Regions from separate parts of the Mus musculus genome. Here regions 2, 3 and 4 are each linked to region 1. A link is a loop called in an ENCODE intact Hi-C map of the cell type or tissue named here. Cell type or tissue: heart. All regions are shown on one strand.

The links. Peaks named below come from ENCODE experiments on the same cell type or tissue, not always from the same donor. Only the 100,000 strongest peaks of a DNase experiment are listed, where the experiment ranks them.
Region 2: it touches region 1 in a loop (2.9-fold over the local background); 2 of 42 quality-filtered maps call a loop at or near these places.
Region 3: a loop joins it to region 1, with 2.4 times the contacts of the local background. A loop is called at or near these places in 3 of 42 quality-filtered maps.
Region 4: a loop joins it to region 1, with 5 times the contacts of the local background. A loop is called at or near these places in 2 of 42 quality-filtered maps.

The regions. Positions count from the first base shown.
Region 1 is chr10:57,487,585-57,490,084 of GRCm38, forward strand. The region is part of intron 1 of Hsf2 (heat shock factor 2); the gene reads left to right. Among named protein-coding and RNA genes, the nearest start is that of Hsf2, 2.4 kb to the left of the region's middle. In heart, a CTCF peak has its summit at 1,163 (motif pointing right); no DNase peak of the experiment used is centred here; H3K4me3 peaks cover 652 bases; H3K27ac peaks cover 537 bases.
Region 2 is chr10:56,227,229-56,229,728 of GRCm38, forward strand. It overlaps Tbc1d32 (TBC1 domain family, member 32), which reads right to left and starts at 1,461. Exons shown (of 33, transcript NM_001033385.3): 1 at 1,250-1,461. The coding sequence starts at 1,404. In heart, a CTCF peak has its summit at 1,418; a DNase peak (open chromatin) is centred at 1,583; H3K4me3 peaks cover 1,677 bases; H3K27ac peaks cover 1,545 bases.
Region 3 is chr10:57,794,916-57,797,415 of GRCm38, forward strand. All of the region lies in intron 1 of Smpdl3a (sphingomyelin phosphodiesterase, acid-like 3A), which reads left to right. Among named protein-coding and RNA genes, the nearest start is that of Smpdl3a, 1.6 kb to the left of the region's middle. In heart, a CTCF peak has its summit at 1,487 (motif pointing left); no DNase peak of the experiment used is centred here; H3K4me3 peaks cover 1,375 bases; H3K27ac peaks cover 819 bases.
Region 4 is chr10:56,233,943-56,236,442 of GRCm38, forward strand. No RefSeq gene overlaps it. Among named protein-coding and RNA genes, the nearest start is that of Tbc1d32, 6.5 kb to the left of the region's middle. In heart, no CTCF peak of the experiment used is centred here; no DNase peak of the experiment used is centred here.

The sequences.
Region 1 (2,500 bases):
CAGTTTTTGAGATGAGTAAGTGGGAAATACCTAGCTATATGTCAAATAAATGTTATCTCCTCCGTTTCATTTGTGCCCTTTTCTGTTGTTAAAACTAGTTTTCACCCTTGCCTGCTTTTAGGAGGTAACAGCAATAGAATATACCTGATATTTGGACAACTATGTCACTGAATTTTTGCTGAGTATTAGTGCCAAGTTTTAAAAATTTCTTTCTAGGATTTAATTTTCGTGTGTATTGTCACATAGGTGCCCCACCCCCAACCCCTGCTGGTTGTGTAGACTAAGCAATTGATTAATTTGATACATTGGTACAAAGAAGTGAAAATAAAGAAAGGCAGCTAACCAGCATGAACTTAAAATAAACAGACGGCTCATGCTTTTCATCAGGCAGAAGGATTAAAGGTTGACGAGACCGGATCAGTGCAGACCGCTCCTCAGCTGTCTTTTAACATTAGAAACTGGACTGAAATAATTTCTTTCCCCCAACCAAGCTGAGGTCATTGAACGTGAATTTGCAAAAGGCCATTTATTTGTATTGTCTATAAGTTCTACACAAATGTATTGGCAATTGGTTCTAATTAAACAGTATTGTATAAGTGACCTGATAACTTCAATTAGCCAAAACATTTTAATAACTTTCTTGCCTTTTTTGATCGGTAAGGACTGTGGAGAATTTAAACTAGTGCATACGTGTGAATTCTTAATTGTAAATGAAACAAGCTACTTAATGGCTTTTAATTACCGTATTAAGTCTCAGTTTATATTTTTAATTGCCCATTTCTAATACACCAATAGGACAGTCAACGTGTAATTAAACTCAGTGGGGTATTGGTTCTAGAGATACAGTTGGTGCTTTAATGTTTGTGTCACTGAAACTATTACATTTACAATGTAATGGGTTTGATTGGAATGGAGAAACAGGTGTTCTGAGATAGATATGAATGTGGCCCAAAACTTTTGTAAATGACAGAGTAATGTATTGTCAAAGGTTGGACACCCCAGATGGGATACTATTTGGAATGCCAGTACTGAAAGGTACAACTTTAAGCTAATGTTGATGGAAAGCCAAAATAAGTCTTTTTTGTTGTTGTTATCTTTTTTAAAAGATTTCATTTTTAACCATGGCCTTGTCTGTGTGTGCATATTGCATATTTGAATGAAGGCAGAAGAGGGAGCCAGACTTCCAAGTCTTGGACTTTGGACTGTTTTGAGCCTACCCACATGAGTGGTAGGAACCAAACTGGGGAACTCTCTGAGCAGTAAACTCTCTCTTAACTGCTAAGCCTTCCCTACATACAGCCTTGCTGTGCTCTTCTAAAAGTTTGTTTGTGTGCCTAGCTTCCTTTACATTTGTATTGAGTTGTAGAGGTGATTTTAGGATTTACAATTGGCTCAGTGGCTATTACTTTAAGGCCTTTTAAAAGCAGAAGCTCTTGAGGACTAAGCAAACTTTTATGCATCCCCTATCCTCTACAGTGATAGACAATCATATACTCCTTTAGTTTGAGGATAAAGATTTCTTTTGAAAGAAACCTTTTCACCTGTATTCTGGAAAGCTTGACTTAATGGTCCTACAGCTCTGTATAAGTTCACTTTTCCTAGAAATTTATTATGTGACAAAATTGAACACAGAATATTCTCAATTATCCTTAAATGCAAAAATATGATAGTCTGAGCTATGAAAATTATACCGAATAAGTTATCAAGTCAGAATAGTAGGTATTGTACCCAGACTATTTTTTTTTAATGTATTTATTTCAGTCTTCCCCAAAAAGTTTCTTTTATGGTGTTTTTAACATTTTCTGTTTCTTTTCTAAACAGAATCTAGGACAGAGATAATACTTTTAGACCCCCTGAGGATGTTTTAATGTAACACTGTCCCAAAGAGAGCACGTGTTTAGGGTGAAAACAAGTTGAGAAACTTGATACAGAAAAGGGCTTATGAAAGTTAGAAATTCTAATTGACAAAAAGAGCTTTTATTTTTATTAACGTTTTCTAAGTGGAGCTCTCTGAAAGAAAGTAATGAAATCTTGGGTGGTAATACGTACACAAAAAGAAAATAAAGCAGGGTAAACAGAGTATTCACAATGAAGATGCAGCCACATCATAGAAGTCATATATTTTCAGCAGTAGAAGTTTAATAGAATTACCCACTACATTAAGCATATGGAAATAGCCAACTCAGAAGACTACAAGACAGCCACTGTTGAGAGAGATAAGATCCCTTCTCACATGACTAAGATGCAAACCTTTAGGGAAAGTATGTTTATGTGTTACCGAGTGACAAAAAAAAGTCACTTATGCGATGCTATTGGAACAGAACTGAAAATCTGCAAAACAGAGAGGCTGTTTCCTTAGTCGGTTTCCATTGCTGTGATGAACAAAGGCAGCTTAGGGAGAGGATTTGTTTGGCTTCTGTATCCCTGGTGCTGGCCATTCATTGTGGGACTTGCACAGGAACACAGGTAGGCACCTGGAGGTAGGAACTGAGGCTGAAGC
Region 2 (2,500 bases), 1.3 Mb before region 1:
ACAAAACTGACACAAATATGTCTAAATAAAAGAGTATCATCCGATCATTCTTATCAGCATCAATTTTATATGGGAATAAGCAAAAACAACGGAAACCATAAGCATAATCATAAATTTAAAAAATCAAGCTGGGCCATGGTGATACATGCTCCCACCACTTGGGATACTTAAGTTCAATAGTCATTTCCAGGTTATCCTGGGCTTGCCGGGCAACATAGCATGCAGGTCTCAAAAATCCTGACTTATTAAATTAGAAACCCTACAGTGACTCTTTGCACATCTTTTTAAATTCCCTTGAGAATCTGAGCAAATTATAAAGAACACCACCATAAAACGGCAAGTAAAACATAACCTTTTACAGAGAACATTAAAGGACTGAAGGGTCCCTTAATGCCCATTTCTAGAAACTGAACTTCGAGATATCCAAAAGTCAATAAAAAGCAACAGAAACTGCCTCCTATCAGGCATGAGGCTTGGGTTCCATTCCCAGCACCTGAATGACCAAGTCAAAAGCAACATCACAGGAAAAGTATCTGTGAGAGACAAACACTGGATTGTAAAAGGCTACAACTAATCGTGCGTGCGCCTGGAGGAAGACCTTGAAGCTGAGAGGCCTAATTCACTACATGAACAAACTCCAAAGAAACGCGTTGAGCCCTAAGGATCTTTAAGTTTAAGGAGCAGTTTGATTATAAAAAGGTCCTTCAGTTTGCACCGAACACTTCCTCTCTCCATGCTCCTCAAAGCTGGACAACCTGCTCCCTTTCAGTAGGTCTAGGACATTTGTATAGGCGCCCTACCCCTACACAGGCACCCAGACCTGCCTCAGTGTGGGAGGCCCTTCCAGTGTTGAGTGGCTTCTTACAACAGGCAGTGAAAGTAACAGACCAACAAAACCACAAATAAGGACCTGGGGGCGGGGAGGGGTAGGAGGTGGGGGTCACTACTTTTAGATAATGTGAAAGGAATTCCCTTAAATGTTAAGATTGTTCTTTAAAGAACAGAATAATTTACAATTGATGTTCTTAAGCTGCTGTGACAGAAGAGAACACAGAGGCAGATGAGGCTCTACAAAAATCACTTTGGAAAAAGAGGATAAATTCAGCACAGGGACAATTGAGAGAAAAAAAACTGAAGCAACAATCAGCTATTTTAGCAAAAAAATACCAAATAAATCTCTATCCAAATCATTTTCAGCTTTCCTGGACCAATGGTTTGTTTGCTTAAAAACTTATAAACTCGATTTTACTTGTGAAAATTTTCGTCAGTCTCCTCCAGCCGCAAGAGGATCTCCTCTGCGCACTCCAAGGAGGGAGCTCCGGTGATTTTCTCCTTCACGCTCTGGAACAGCTGCCGGAGCATCGCCTGCAGCATCACCTCATCCTCGCTGGAGAAATGGGCCATGCCTTGCAGCAGTCAAATCTCCGCAACCACCGCGGGGTCGCCACCAACAAAGCGCACTGCGCACGCGCGACCCAGCCCAATCGCCGCCGACGCTCAGCGTCGTTCCCTAGGAAACCACAGCGCGAGTCCAAGGGCGGGGCCGCGGTTGAGTGGCGATGTGCTGGAAGACTGGGCTGTAGGTTTAGAGACCACCGAGAACTTGCTGAGGCTAACGTTGGATGATTGACGTTCCTTGGTACCGGCAGAGCTCAAGCCTCCCCCGACCGGAACAACAAACACCTCAGGATCTGCTGGGAGGGCCTAACGGGAAACGCCTCGGCTGCGCCTGACGTCAGCTCGCTGACGCGCCCAGGGGAGGGGTTAATCCCGGAGGAGAGTGGAACTGATCCTGACCTTGATCTGCAGGAAGTAGGAAGGGGACGAAAGAGAAGAGGCCTTTAGTAAAAGCAGGGCAAAGGAAGCCAAACTGAAATATCAACTGGGGATTGGGTGGTATTGAAATGTGGAAAAACCAGGTTCATACAGCAACCGTAACAACTGTTGCCTGCCAATGAGGATAGCACGCTGTAACAGAAAAGAAACTTAACAATTCATTACAGGGTAGTTATGTATTTTACTAAGGAAATGCCACATGACAGACTGGAAGTAGCCCTTGAACACTCATCCCTAGCAAAAAGAGCTATGGATAACTGCCTTCTGGGATCTAAAGAGTCATTGGTCTCTAAGGATGTGGCCATGCTCCAGAGGATGGCCCAACATCCAAAAGGATATAGGCAGCAAAAGTCAGTTCTGTGTTTTGTTTAGGGAGTTTGGATTGGTAGTTAAGAGCACTGGCTGCTTTTTCTGAGGACCCAGGTTCAATTTCCAGCACCAACATGGTGACTCACAACCTTCTGTAAGTCCAGTTCCATGAGATCTGATGCCCTCTTCTGACCTCTGTGGCACTACTCATCTGTGGTTCACAGACATACGGGCATGCAAACACTATACACATAAAATAATTTTTAAGATCAACGTTTTAAAAAGAAGGGAGTGTGGAAGTGGAAGAGTACATGTGAGTATGATCTAATACATTGTACAAATATGAAATTCAAAA
Region 3 (2,500 bases), 310 kb after region 1:
GTCACTGGGTCTGAGTCATGGTGGGGGCGCCCCGTGGGCGCCAGTATGGAGCCGAGCCGCCTGCTGGGCGTTTGTTTACATCCCGGGTCTGGGTGGTTTAGTTCCCAGGGGAGGAAAGTCTGAAGCTGTTGTCTGGTGGGAAATGCCGCTCAGAATTGGCTGTGGGCATTCCCGGAGTCACCTAGTCTGCCCAGAGCAGAGGAGGACCTACAGGGTCCCTACACCTGGATGTAGCTTCAGTCCTATTCTGTTCTGCTCAGTGACGTCGGAGCCTAATTCTGCCTCTTCAGGTCTCCGAGGCGTCTGGTCTCTTTCGTTCTTAACATAAAACCCCTGAGCCCTTCCGCAGCCCTTGGTGCACTTGGGGTCTTGCGTTTGTGGTGTGTTCTGTTTACCGGGAGCCTATTACTCTGTTTCTGCAATCTTGGCCTGCCCTGCCCTGCCCTGCCCCCTCAGTCTCCTTCCACCCAGCAGTAGCAGCTGCCAAACTTGGTGGGAAAAAAAAAAATCGGTAAGTTAAGCCCCACTCCAAAATTACTGGATCCAGACCGGTGGGAATGGATTCCTGGGCACAGTTTAACACTCTTCATCCCTCTCAAATTAGAAAATCCCCGTCCAGACTGAATGTTTAGTAAGACTGTAGGTTGCCTTCTGGGTTTTAAAACTTAAGGTGACGCTCCCCTCCCCCATCTCCCTAGCTCCGTTTAAAAATAATTGCTCTAGTTGGGGGGTTTGTTTTGATTTGCAGAGAGAGCTATCCTTGAGACTTTCACCTGTGCTCAGAACTGAAACTCTCCTGCTGTCTGCCTCCTCTCCATGCCTGCCTCTGATCTGCACAGGACTTCCCTGAATGGGGTCCAGGGAATCCCTTCTCCTTGCTTATGAGTGAAGTACACCTGACTTAGCTGTCAAGCTTTTGCAAGCCACAGCTGTATGTCCGGTTTGTCAACTCTGGCAAATAACACCTGTAACAGAAATAGCCCCCAGAATGTGTACATATGTGGCTGCCTCGTGTTTTTATATTGCTGGAATTGTGCTATTTTAAATTTGTGACTGCTCCGGATTTTGACCTGGAAATGTCTCAGGCTGCACCACAGGTAAATTCGCCTTTGGTTTTAATGAATTAATTGCTGAAAGAAGTCATAAAACTTTGCCCGTGATCATGTGACTCTCCTTCTGATACCTTCCTGTTTTGGTAGCGGGAGGGAGAGAGAATAACCAGACCTGTTGACTCTGGTTTCACATTGCATGGATTATTTTACCTGCTTTCCACTTGACTAGAAGGCCTCTCTCCCCCTGGCCCCTTTGCACTTCCCTCCACAACTTCCACCCAGCCTGGCCTCTGCTTGTTTCCTAACTGTGTTTAAGTTCCCAGTCTTAGTTTTCCCCCTTGCCAAGTCCATGTGACTAGAGGACCACCACCCTGGGTGTTTGGCTTCATTTTTAAAAGATTTAGTAGGCTGTCACCTGCTGGTGTACTTAGCACACAGCAACTGACTTTATAAACAGATCAACCAACGCCCACTTAAACGACTACATACAATTGTCCATATAATTATGGTTCATTGGGTTTGCTGGGACAAATTATTAAGCATTCTTTGACTGAATTTTTTTTTCTGAAAATTTTGAGTATCTCTTTAAATAAATTTGAGCACTTATGTAGACTGTGTAACACACATATCTTGAAAAAATATTTGAAAAGTTTATCTGGGGGATAAGAAAGAAATTTTGGTAAAGGACTTTGGGCATTTTTGGCCAAAAAATTTAGATTTGAGTGTGCTATGGACTGTGTCACAGGCTGGATTGGTGACCTTACAAACTCGCGCACACACACAGGCACAGACACATATATACAGACACACACAGAGACACACACACACAACCACATTTTATGTACAATATCATTGGCGTTAGGATGTAAAACCTCCAGATGTTCTGACTCATTTCAAGCCATCCTTTAGTGAATCTAATTACCCCCTCATTTGTCTATCCAGCAATGTGATGTGGTAGAAATAGCACCTTGGCATCTGGAGAAACAGGTTCTAGCTCAGCTTTTATTGCCTGGTCACATGATCTGGAGGGAATCCTGAAATTTGCCTTTGCCTCAATGCCATGAATTGTAAAATTAAAGAATCTTTGTTAAGGGCCCACTCCATCAGACTCATTCCTGTTCTTGGAGCTCTGTGAACCAGGTACTGCATTATGTCATAGGGATGTGCTCAAAATCCATTGCAAGATTTGGATTATGAAAAATTTAATCCATTCATGATCTCATTTACTTTAATCCTCAATGTACCTTTTGTGTAGATATCATTATCTACTTTGGTACAAGGCAGCTTATTTGACTAAGTATATGAGAGGCATTGTACAGTGATTAAAGGCAACATGTCTCCCGAAGTGTGGCCCCTGAACCAGTGTCAGCCCTTTACTTTATGACAGATGACCTGGGTTTAATCTCTGCGTGTTCCACTTTCCTGTCTGTTTTGCTGGGTGATAATGA
Region 4 (2,500 bases), 1.3 Mb before region 1:
GGATTGGCCACTGCCCCCCAGGAGCAGGATTGAAGAGGAGAAGGTTGGAAAACAACAGGATGGCCAGGGCAATCTGGTTCTGCTGACTGCCTGTGCCTGAGATGCTGAAGGGAGCGCACTCAACTTTGCTGGAGAACATGCTCTGCCTAGCTGACCCGTGATCACATGGCTGTAGTCAAATTCTCAGGATTTACAGAACTTCCTAAATTTCCTAGTGTGCTGGAACAAAGAGTCTTGTGAGGGCAACTGTTGTGTGGAATGTTAGTTCCTATCCCTTTGGAATGAATTGTTAGATTTATGGACGCATCCGTTTGAATACGAATTTCTAATAGACACCGCTGTGACCTGAATCATCACAATACATGGCTGTATAGCCACAGAATAATCTTGGAATTGGTATGAACCTGTGTTTGCACAGTCCAAATAATTAACCTTTCTTTCCCCTTACCTCTGGTACGTGGGCTAGAGGGAAAGTTGAAGCGTTCAAGAACTCTAAGTAAGTCTTGAAATTTCTAAGCCTACAGTATGATGTTTTCTAATTCCATCCATTTGCCTGAAAAATTCTTGATATCCTTATTTTCAATAGCTGAGCAGTATTTCACTGTGTAAGTGAACCATATTTTCTTTATCCACTTGTTCATCGAGGGATATCTGTATTGTTTCCAGATTCTGGATATCATGAATGAAGTTGCTCCGAATGTAGTTGAGCAAGGTGCCTTGTAGTTTGGTGGAACATCTTTTGGGTATATGCCTGTGGTATAGCTGGGTCTTGAGGTAGAACTATACCCAATTATCTGAGAAGCTGCCAAATTGATTTCTATAGTGGTTGTTCAATTTGACACTCCCACCAGCAATGGAGGTGTGTTCTCCCTGATTCACATCCTTGCCAGCATGTGCTGTGGCTTGAGTTTTTTATTTTGACCGTTCTGCTGGGTTTAAAGTAGAATCTCAGTCGCTTTGATTTGCATTTTCCTGAAGGCTAAGAATGTTGGACCTTTTAAAGGTCTTTCTTGGCCATTAGAGATTCCTCTGTTGAGAAATTCTCTGCTTAGCTCTTTAACCCATTTTTAAATTGGCTTATTTGGGTTGTCGGTGTCTACCTTTTTGAGTTCATTATATATTTTGGATATCACTCCCCCCATGAGATATAGGGTTGATGAAGATCTTTTCCCCTTCTGTAGGCTACCAATTTTTTCCTATTGACAATGACCTTTGCCTTGCAGAAGCTTTTCAGTTTCATGAGGCCCCATTTATTAGTTACTGATCTTAGTGCCTGAGCTATTTGGTGTTCTGTTCAGGAAGTTGTCTCCTGTACCAGTGTGTTCAAGGCTACTTTATACTTCCTTTTGTATTACATTTAGTGTATCTGGTTTTATGTTGAGGTCTTTGATCCATGTGGACTTGAGTTTTTTGCAGGATAATAAATCGGATCTATTTACATTCTTCTAGATGCAGACATCCAGTTAGACAACTACCATTTCTTAAAGATGCTTTCTTTTTTCCATTGTATGTTTTTTGTCTTCTTAGTAAAAAAATCAATGTTCATAGGTATATGGGTTTATTTCAGGATCTTGTATTTGATTCAATTCATCAACCTCTCTGTTTCTATACCAATATCATGCATTTGTGATTATTGTTTTGTTTGTTTGTTTGTTTTACTATTCTGTGGTACAGCTTGAAATCAGGGATGGTCATTTTATTGTACAGGATTGTTTTAGGTATACAGTTTTGTTTTGTTTTGTTTTTTTCCATGTGAAGTTGAAAATTGTTGTTCCAAGGTCTGTTAAGAATTATGTTGTAGTTTTAATGGAAGTGCATTGAATCTTATGATAAGATGGCCATTTTTATTATGTTAATCTTACTTATCCATGACCATGAGAAATCATTCCATCTTTTGATATCTTAGTTACATTCCTTTTTCAGAGAGTTGAAGTTCTTGTTTTACAGGTCTTTCAATTGCTTGGTTAGAGTTACACCAAGATATTTTATAATATTTGTGGATAGTGAGAAGGTAGTTGTTTCCCTAATTTCTTTGTCAGTCTGTTTATTGTTCATATAACTGAGGGCCACTGATTTTTTTTTTGAGCAGATTTTGTATCCAACCATTTTGCTGATGATGTTTATCTGATGTAGGAGGTCTCTGGTAGAGTTTTGGGGGTCACTTGTGCATGCTATCATATCATCTGTGAATATCCATACTTTGACTTTTTCTTTTCCAAATTGTATCCCCTTCTTGTTGTTTTATGGCTTTTGCTAGAACTTCAAGTACTATATTGAAGAGATATGGGGAGATGGACAGCCTTGTCTTGTCCATGATTTTAGTGGAGCTGCTTTAAGTTTCTCTCCATCTAATTTGATGTGGCTATTGGCCTGCTGTATGTTGCTTTTCTTGTGTTTAGTTATGCACTTTGTATTCCTGATCTCTCCAAGGCTTTTAACATGAAGGGGAGTTGGATTTTTTTAAAGTTTTTTTTCAGTATCCAAGGAGACTATTATGAAA